2 separate regions of the Homo sapiens genome follow, and region 1 is linked to region 2. Evidence: read pairs that join two places in POLR2A ChIA-PET (ENCODE). Cell type or tissue: MCF 10A. All regions are shown on one strand.

The links. ChIA-PET counts read pairs that join two places held together with the same protein. Peaks named below come from ENCODE experiments on the same cell type or tissue, not always from the same donor. Only the 100,000 strongest peaks of a DNase experiment are listed, where the experiment ranks them.
Region 1: POLR2A ChIA-PET joins it to region 2 with 5 read pairs; 3 of 35 experiments call an interaction of 5 or more read pairs at or near these places.

What each region holds. Positions count from the first base shown.
Region 1 is chr2:37,459,002-37,464,001 of GRCh38, reverse strand. No RefSeq gene overlaps it. Among named protein-coding and RNA genes, the nearest start is that of LINC03063, 100 kb to the left of the region's middle. In MCF 10A, no CTCF peak of the experiment used is centred here; no DNase peak of the experiment used is centred here.
Region 2 is chr2:37,784,653-37,789,652 of GRCh38, reverse strand. It overlaps LOC107985869 (a long non-coding RNA gene), which reads right to left. Exons shown (of 3, transcript XR_001739409.2): 3 at 1-4,463. Among named protein-coding and RNA genes, the nearest start is that of PIRAT1, 89 kb to the left of the region's middle. In MCF 10A, no CTCF peak of the experiment used is centred here; a DNase peak (open chromatin) is centred at 2,592.

The DNA of each region.
Region 1 (5,000 bases), 330 kb after region 2:
TCAAAAACCAGGCATAATTATTTTTAAATCCCCCAGCAAACTAAGAGTAAAAGGGAATTTCCTCAACCCAATAAAAGGCATCTACCAAAAAAAAAAAATCTACAGCTAACATCACACTTAATTGAATGTTTTCCCTCTAATATCAGAAAGAAGGCAAGGATGCATGCTCTTATCACTTCCATTCAAAGTTGTATTGGAGGTCCTGACCAATACAGTAAGGCAAGAAAAAGATAATAAAAGGCATACAGATTAGAAAGGAAAATATAAAACTTCCTTTATTCACAGATGACATGATTGTACATATTGAAACCCCTAAAGAATCCATAATAAAAACTATTGCAACTAATAGATGAATACAGCAAGGTTGCAAGATACAGGATTAATATAAAAACCATTTTTACCTCTGTATACTAGCACAATGAATAATTTCAAAAATGAAACTTAAAACAATGTTATTTACAATAGGATCAAAACATAAAATAAGCATAAATCTAACAAAAACTGTGTAAGAAATAAATGTTTAAAATCCTAAATAAATGAAGAGATATACTATGTTCATGAATCAAAAGATTCAACATTATAAATCGATAAATTTCCCTGAAGTGATCTATAGATACAATGGAATTCTAATAAAAATCCCAGGAAGCTTTTTAAAAGAAATTGACAGGGTGTTTTTGAAATTTATGGTGATATAATGCAAAGAACCAAGATTGGTAAAAGCAATTTTAGAAAGGAATTTGAGACTTTCTATAAAGCTACAGAAATGGAGACAGTGTGATATTTACATAAGGATAGACATATAAATAAATGGAACACAATAGGCAGTCAAAAAATATAACTACCCAATGGTAAATTGACTTTTAACAAGGATGTAGAGATAATTCAATAAGTAAAGGATAGTGTTTTCAACACAGTTCTTGAAAAACCAGATCCCATATTTTTAACAAATAAACCTTGACCCTTACCTCGCACTATAAACAAAAATTGATCATAGAAATTGAAGCTAAAACTGTAAGACTTCTAGAAAAATATGCAGAAGAAAATCTTTGTGACTATGGGGTAGGAAAGATTTTTTTAGACATAACAGATAAAAAGAACAAACCATAAAATGAAAAAGTATAAATGAAACATTATCAAAATTAATGACTTCTAGTCCAAAGATATCATAAAAGAATAAACAGGCAATCCACAGACTGGGAAAAAAAATATTCACCATATACATACCTACTGCAGGTCTTGTATTGAGACTATTTAAAGAACTATAATCCAACAGGAAAAATATGTTTTAAAATGCTTAATGGGCAGAAGATTTGAACAGATAGTTTACAAAAGGAGAAATATAAATGTCTAATAAATGAATGAAAATATGCTCAACATCCTGATCATCATGAAAATGTATATTTAAAGCACTACACACTGGATTATCTAAAATTGAAGACTGACATACCCAAGTACAGTGAGGATGTAAAGTTACAGAAACTTTCTTATGTTGTTGGTGAGAATGTAAAATGGAACAACCACTGTGGAAAACAGAATGACAGTTTCTCAGAAAGTTCAACATAAATTTCCCATATGGCCCAGCAATTCCACTCCTTAGTATTAATCCAGGAGAAATGAAAGGGTATGTCTACATAAGCATTTGTACATGAATATTCATACCAGCTTTATTCATAATAGCCAAAAACAATAAACAACCCAAATGTCTATCAACTGGAGAATGGATAAACAAATTACAGTATATTCATTCTATGGCATATTACTCAGAAATAATGTTGATTTACATTACATACAACAAAATGAGTGAATCTCAAAACTATTATGCCGACAAAAGAGTATATGCTGTCAGATTCCGTGAAAATCTAAAACAGGTAAAATTGATCAATAGTAACAGAAAACAACACAGAAATTGCCTGAGACCAAAGACAGCAAGGGTTTACTCCATAAGAGCACAAGGGAATTTTGGGGGTGATGAAGTATTCTGTGTTTTGACAGGGGTGGTTGTCACACGAGTGCAAACATTTATCAAAATTTATTAAACTGTATATTTAAGATGTGTTTATTTTATTGAATGTAAAGTATACCACAATATAACATTTTAAAGTAAAAAAAAATGATTTCACAGAAAGGTCAGTGTATATTTTACCATTCAAACTGGCATGCAACATTTTGAGATCACAGAATTTCCCGAAAGGACTATTGCCAGTTGGACTGTCTTTACTGTGATTATTTTTTCTTGAATAGAGCTATTCCTATGACAAATTGTATCCCCCAAAGATGGCACATGCTTTTCTACAATATTACCTTGATACTCCTCCCATCAAAAAGTAGGGTCAGTATCCATTTTCCTTATCTCTGAGTACACTGACTTGCTTAGAACCAACAGAATGCAACAGACGTAATACTACATGATTTCCAAGGCTGTTAGGAAAGTTGATGCCTCCCCCTAGTTCACTGGTGCACTAGCGCTGAAGCCCTGATTTATCATTTAACAGTCTACCTCCCCGAAGCCACCACGTTGTGAGGAAGCCCAAATTATCCCAAATGGAAAGATCACATGGAGATACCCTGAGACTACATGGAGAGAGAGAGAGAGATGCCAAGCCAGACCCAAGCTCCTATAGGTTCCTGCAGGAGACACACCCTTCCAGAACCACTCATCACAGCCCTTTACAACTTTCTAACCTACAAAAACTATGCAGTGATTTGATATGTAGTAAAAATAAATGGAACAACATCCCCAGCAACATCCTCAATAATACCATGCTTTATGCAGTGCTCAAAATTAATGGAAGGAGGAGGTGAAGGAGGAGGAGTAGAACCACTCCACTCCTTTGGGCATACCGCTTCTACACAGAAATCGACACACCTTCCTTTACTTCAAAGACTGACTAAATACATGCATTAAGTGACTCTCTGTTATCCTAGAAGAGTGGCATTAAATTATCCCCAGTGAGACAGCTTGGCCTTTTCATGGGGTGGGGAGGAGGTGGTGACAGATAAACTGTTAAACCCACAAGCATGATACACTCCTCTTTTTCTGTATCCTGGACTCACTCTGAGGCTTCTGGAAAAGGAATTTTACCAAAAGTGTATGGGCAAACCTAAGCTGAAGGACACTTCAGAAACACAGGCTTGTTTCTTTCTCAGTGAAGATTCATGATATACACTATGTAAGACATGGCACCAGACCAGAACTGGCCCAAACAAGGCTTTGAAAAATAATTCCTACTCAAAACACATCAATCTTGATGCATCAGCATTTTGACAAGACAAGATGAACTTCAGGGAGGCCTACCGACTGGCAGGCATAAGTCCCACCATGGCAGATAGTGGGCAAACTGCCTTTAACTCTGATCAAAATCCACCCATCCATGTCTGCTAGGCAGCAAGCATGAAATGACGAAATAAGTTGAAGCAAAGCAAAAATAGGGCCACAAAGAAGCATACACACTCACACACACACACACACACACACACACACACACACAGACACACACACACAGACCTTTCTCACTCACTAGTCAGGGAAAGAGTGCAAACAGAAACTAAGTATGTGCATGTGTTTAGTTTAAAGTGGGAGTTTATTTTCCAGTTTCCATGGGAAATAATTGAGCTAATATTATCTTCCCAAAGTAAATACCTTTATGCAAAACTCCCTCAAACTGATCCCAGGCCAAGATTCCTGCTGCAACCTCCTTTTGCCCTCTCACCTCCAAATTCTCACACTGTGGTCTAAAGCACAGAGGATTACTAACAGAGAGGCATGGCCTTGCTTCTTCCCCCAGCTCTTCTGAAAGTTGAATTGCAGAGTCTTTTGTATCCCTCTTGCCAGATCCTACTGCTTGAGATGGGAGATAAAATCTAATGGGAAACCAGAAATGTGAGGACCCCTGGAATCTGACTTTTTCAGTTCCTCTTGGCCATGGACACTTTATCCAGATCCTTACTGGGTCTTTTCTGGAATTATGTTAAGCCAAGAGGTCTGGAGTTTGTTTTTGCTTGTATTTCTGTGGAGCCCTGTGAGTTTTTGTGTCGCCGTGTTTTTAACAGTATTTGCCTATATATTGTCTGTTAGGTTCTGTTTGCTTGCCTCAGTAAAGGGCCATTATTAATATCCTACTCATCAACCACTCTCTCCTTCATCAACACCACCAATGACCTTTTACTATCATCTGCCTAATCTGAAAAGAACCAGATACTTCAAATGTCAATGTAATGATCACTATGTATTTTTTATCAACAAAGTCTACATTTTCTAGGCACTATCCTTTTGGGAGATGCAGTAAGCTCCTGACATTTTGAGGGGACAGGTCCAGAGACCTTCTCCAACCCCCAAATCTCAGACACAGGAATGTTTATACAGGCCTCTGGCTCTGAGACAAGAGGCCTGAATTTCCTTTGTATGTCATCACTCTAACCACATGCTGACCCAGATAAATGCATATAAATGGAGAAAACATGAGCAACTATAGACTCATACACATTTATTAAATTACTGAAGATAAGTATGAAGGGAGACCTTGAGAGGAATCTGAGATTTCTGCTCTTAACAGGAATTAAGCTCATGCATATTAAAGATCAGTTGTTGAAATCATTAGGCTAATTACAGAACCATTACTAAGAATTTTTATCATTACAAAGTGCATATTCTGTTTTTGCTCAGTGTAGTCACTGGAGATGAATTCTAGACTTACTACAAATCTGGAAGCCCTTATGTGTCATTAGAACATAAATGTCATAACACCATACATATCACCCAATGGATACACTTGCAAAGACTGAAAGTCGAATTGCAGTTGAAAGTATTTCAGAAAGTATTCAGAAGGTGATAAGGAAAAATTGTACTCAACCAAAATGTCCAACAAAGGCAAAGCAATAAGAAAAGACTTGTTCTTCTATTTCCTGAACTATAATGCAAATACTGAAATTATTAGCATGTAATCATTGCATTGTAGATGCCACTGACCCAAGGGCCCTGGGTTTGTTAGGGGCCATTACCC
Region 2 (5,000 bases):
GAACATTACAACTGATACCACAGAAATACACAGAATCATAAGGGACTACTATGAATAATTACACAGCAGCAAATTCGATAACCTAGAAGAAATGGGTAAATTCCTGGAAACATATAACATACTAAGACTGAATCATGAAGAAATAGAAAATCTGAACAGATCAATAATGAGTAAGGAGATTGAACCAGAAATAAAAATATTCCATCAAAGAAAAACTCAGGGATTGCTTCAAGGCTAAATTCTACCAAACATTTAAAGAAGAATTAATACCAGTTTTCTCAAGCTCTTCCAAAAAAATTGAAGAGGAGGAATTCTTCTGAACTCATTTTACAAGCCAACATTACCCTGACACCAAAGCCAGACAACGACACAGCAAGAAAAGACAATTACAGGCCTATATGCCTAATGAACAAAGATGCAAAAATCTTCCACAAAATATGAGCAAACCAAATTCAATAGCACATTAAAAAGACCATTCACCATAATCAAGTGGGATTTATCTTTGGGATGCAAAGATAGTTTGACATATGCAAATCAATAATTGTAATATACTGCATTAACAGAATGAAGGAAAAAACATATGATTATCTCAGTAGATGCACAAAAAGCATTTGACAAAGTTCAACATCTTTTCATGATACAAACTCAACAAACTAGATAATGTACTTCAACACAATAAATGCCATATATAACAAGCCCACAGCTAACATCATACTAGTGCAAAGTTAAAAACTTTTCCTCTAAGATCTGGAACAAGACAAGGATGCCCACTCTCACCATTTCTATTCAACATAATACTGGAAATCCTAGCCAAAGCAATTAGGCAAGAAAAATAAAAGGTATCCAAATTAGGAAAAAGTTAAATTGTCTCTGCTCATAGATGACATGATTTTCTTTCTAGGAAACCCTAAAACTGTCACACACACACACACAAAAACTTGTTAGAATAAATGAATGCAGTAAAGTTACAAGAAACAAATCAACATACAAAAACCAGTAGTATTTCTATTGCTCACATTAGAAGCTTTCCTCATATGTCTGATGGTCTTTGCTTATGTTTACATGTTTGAGGCACTAAAAAACTGATTAAAGGCTTCAAAACATGGATGGGTCTTGTTGAATATAGTTTCTTTATAGGGTGATCTGGCTGGAACTCCCAATGTCAATATCTTAAGATGTTTCCTCTTGAGCTAGTCAGGTTTCCCAGAGAAGGTATGTCCAATCTTCTGCCTGTAAGGTGAACGCCTGGCTTCCAGTGTTCTGGCAGCTGATTGTTTTGGAAATTTTGTAGTATAAATCCAGTTCCCTCTCTGCTTTCCCAAAGCTGCCCAAGGATGTAGTTTTCTCTGTTTTGTTATTATTTACCACATGCTTCCAATACATTGCTATAATTGTCTCTTTTCTCATTCTTCTCACTCTTGATTTAAAATATCCAGGAGTTTGGGATGGAGTGAAAATAGAAGAATGCATTCAATCCATCATCTGAACCAGAATTCATGATTTTTGTTCTCTTTTCATTTTTGGCTTAACACAAAAAAATTGGATTCATATAATTTATACAATCATAAACATTTTCTTTCAAGGGTTTATAGTGATATTTGTTGAGTATCCTACAGTTTATAATTTTTTTCCACTCTAGATCCCATTTGGTTTTTACTATGTCCTAGTGTTATAGAAACTATTATTCCTCATTTTTAAGTATGAGAAAACTCAGGTTTAGAGAAGGTGTACCCTATTCAATTTTCAACACTTGGTAAGGAGTTGAGATAAGACTCTAAAACCAGATTTCCTGACTCCAAATTTGACTTTTCTTTTGTCACCTGCATTAGGCATTTTTTGTGAACAATTTCTGTGAGTTGAACTAGTCAATCTGCAATGCAATGCAGCCTTTTTCACCGGTGGATGGATGGTATTCAGCTGTCTTGGATGAAGCATAATGGGGTTGTAAAAGTTGAGGAATTCTGAGTCCAGGATGTTCAATGAGTGTTGAAGTTGTCCTTGGTGACGGCAGGTAGGCTATGAGTGAGATGCCAGAACTCCCAAAGAAGGATGGTAGTGACTGATGGGAGGTCAACAGATGACAGCAACAAGGCAGGCAAAAAGAACATGGTGTATCTGAGCAGCCTAAACCTCAAAGGAGGAAGAGATCTTAGTTTAGGTAGATGGTAGATGTGCAAAGAGAAGACTGGTGAAGGCTGACTTTGCAAAAGGCTGACCCTCCCTCCTGGTCCCTGTAAGAATTAGGTCTTACAGAATCCAAATAAGACAAGGAGGGGGAGGAAACATTGGGTGTATAGATTGAAGATGCAGATGGGATAATGATGAGAGAATGAGGTTTGGAAAGAATTGGGATGAGATTTAGTGAAAAGAAGAGTTGGGAGAAAGTAGGTTCAGAGCAATTCAAGGTTGTGTATGTGACCTTGAGTGAAATATTAAAAATCCTTGCAACCGGAGTAGTTGAGGATAGCAGCAAGGCACTTAGAGCTTTGTTTCAGTTTCTTCCTTTTTCCAATGGAAGCGTGTCTGTCTTCACCTGTAGCATGTCCTGGCTTGCCAGCCTGGCCCACAGGGCTCTTTCTCGTCTGTGACCGCCAAAGGCATTGCATGAAGGATTTGGTCTGAAGCCAAAGTAAATAGCAGCTGAGAGACACACAACAGTTGGTGTCTGGCTCAGATGACTCTGGCGCCTTCCTAGACAACACTCCTCCCCTCAAAATGTCTGCTTGGCTCAATGAAAATGAAAATTAACATTTGTACAGTGCTTTGGGGTTTACCAGCCACTTCCACACAAAGCACTTAATTTCATCCTACCAACTATGCTGGTGGTAAGTATTATGATTCCCATTTTACAGGTGAAGAAATCCTCAACTCCCTCCATGACAACTGAGTTACGTTCAGTAATTCATTAACTCACCCTGAACATCAGCTTTCTTAGTAATAAAATGGAGGTAAGACCTATCATGAAGTTGTTTTGAGAATTAAATAGGATTATATGTATACAATGCTTACACACAGTTGACATTCCATAAAAATGTTCATTCTATAGCCCCACTTAAATGAGTCATCCCAATTGGAGTCTCCATCTGCCCTTGCCAATAAGGAACAGGCCATTTCTAAAGGGTGAAAGGAATAATTTATAAATATGCAGCTTTAGTGACTGTGATATATTATGAGGATGGCCCCAGAAATTTCTTCCATTCCTAGATACATGCTTCTTTGCAATGTTAATTTGTCATCCAATAAAAGGCAGAGTCTATTTCCTCTGCCCCTTGAATTTTGGCTGGCACTATGATGTGCTTTGATCAATGGAATGTGGCAGAAGTGATATTGAGCCCTGAGTGTCTGCTTTCACCTTCTTGATGCCCTGTGACTCCCAGGCTTAAGAAAACCCAGACTGGTCTCCTTGAGGATGAGTGATCACATGGAGAGAGTGTCCTACTCATCGCAGTAGTTCCAGTCATCTCCACTGAGGCCCAACACATGTGATTGAGGCTGGCTGGGACCAGTGAGTCTTTCTCCAACTCCCCACACCTTCACCTGCCAACTGACTGCAGTGAACATGACCTCGGGTGAGACTGGCAGAGGAACTGCCCAGCTGAACCTGGTCCAAATTACAGAAGCATAAGCAAATACATGGTTTACATGGTTGCCATTGTAGGCCACAAATTTTGAGGTAGACTGTTGTGAGGAAATAGATAAGCAATACATGATTAAGGTGAGACAGAAGGAATACGTTTAGAGGGTAAGATTGTACAGATACTGAACAGGGGTATAAAGGGAGCTCACAGCATCTTTCTCCTGTAACTATGGTTGATTGTTATAAACCTAATGAATTTGTGAAGACCTACTGCTCTGACACACGTAATTCTTTGGATAAACAGATATGCTATAATCTTACATCCAGGGAGTTCCAAGCTGAGAGTCTCATTAACTTCCACTTCATCCTTATGACCAATAAAGGGTCAGACCATCTGTGTCTGAGAGAGGGTCTTGGGAATATCCCCGACATCATCCTCAGTCAAGCTTGGGGCCAAACCTCTCAGTCCTTGATCTCTATCAATCCTTGTGGCCATGTGGTGGGAGCATGCTCACCTCATCATCATCTAATCAGCTCCTCAGAGATCTCTAAATTGTTCTGGAGGAAATAATGCTCAGAAAAGTGGATGTGGAAGCAGGCAGGATGGAAATAAAGTATTTCAGCATAAGCTGAACTGATTATTCCAGACCTGACCCTATCTGGGCCAATTTAAGCATTTCAGAGGAATTTTGGTTTGAAGAGGCTGAGATAATCCCTGAAGTCCTTTACAACCAAAGTGAAACGTCAGAAGCAGATTGTTCTTCTCTGAGCAGGGAAGTCCATGGCGTAGTTCTCAGAGTACCTGGTAGTTTCTACCCTGAACTTGCCCACAGACAGGGAAGAAGGCCGAAGTGACTTCATGCAGTGAAAACAAACCACATTCTCCCTGAAAATCAAAAAAAGAAGCTGGTTTCTGAAAAGTTAGTCCATGGGCCAATGGGAAAACACTAGTAAAATCCACATGCTTTGGGATGCAGGTTGCTGTGTGGATTCTAAGAGTCCTCCCTTCCTTCTTAGGTTCAGTCCCAGTGCCACCATCCCTAATGCACTAGGATCCGTTTTATTAGGTTGGTGCAAAAGTAATCACGGGTTTTGGCATGACTTTTAATGTAACCCGCGATTACTTCTGCACCAACGTCATAGTTAAATCTCTCTCACTGCCCCTCTTGTTCTCTTTGTCAACAGCAGAGATGAGGTGAAGGAGTCAGGGAGAGCAGAAATGGCTCTGGTTTCTGAGCTCTGCTTTCTCTACACAATTTCAATGTCCATGAGTGTGGGGAGGAGAGAGGGTGAGGCTGCCAGCTGGAGCCACCACTGCTCAATGCTAAGTGCTTGGAGTGTGGTACGCAGCCCACCCATGTGCCCCGCCAGCCAGCCAGCAGCATTTATGGAGGCTCCAAGGGGACTCAGCCTGCTGGAGATG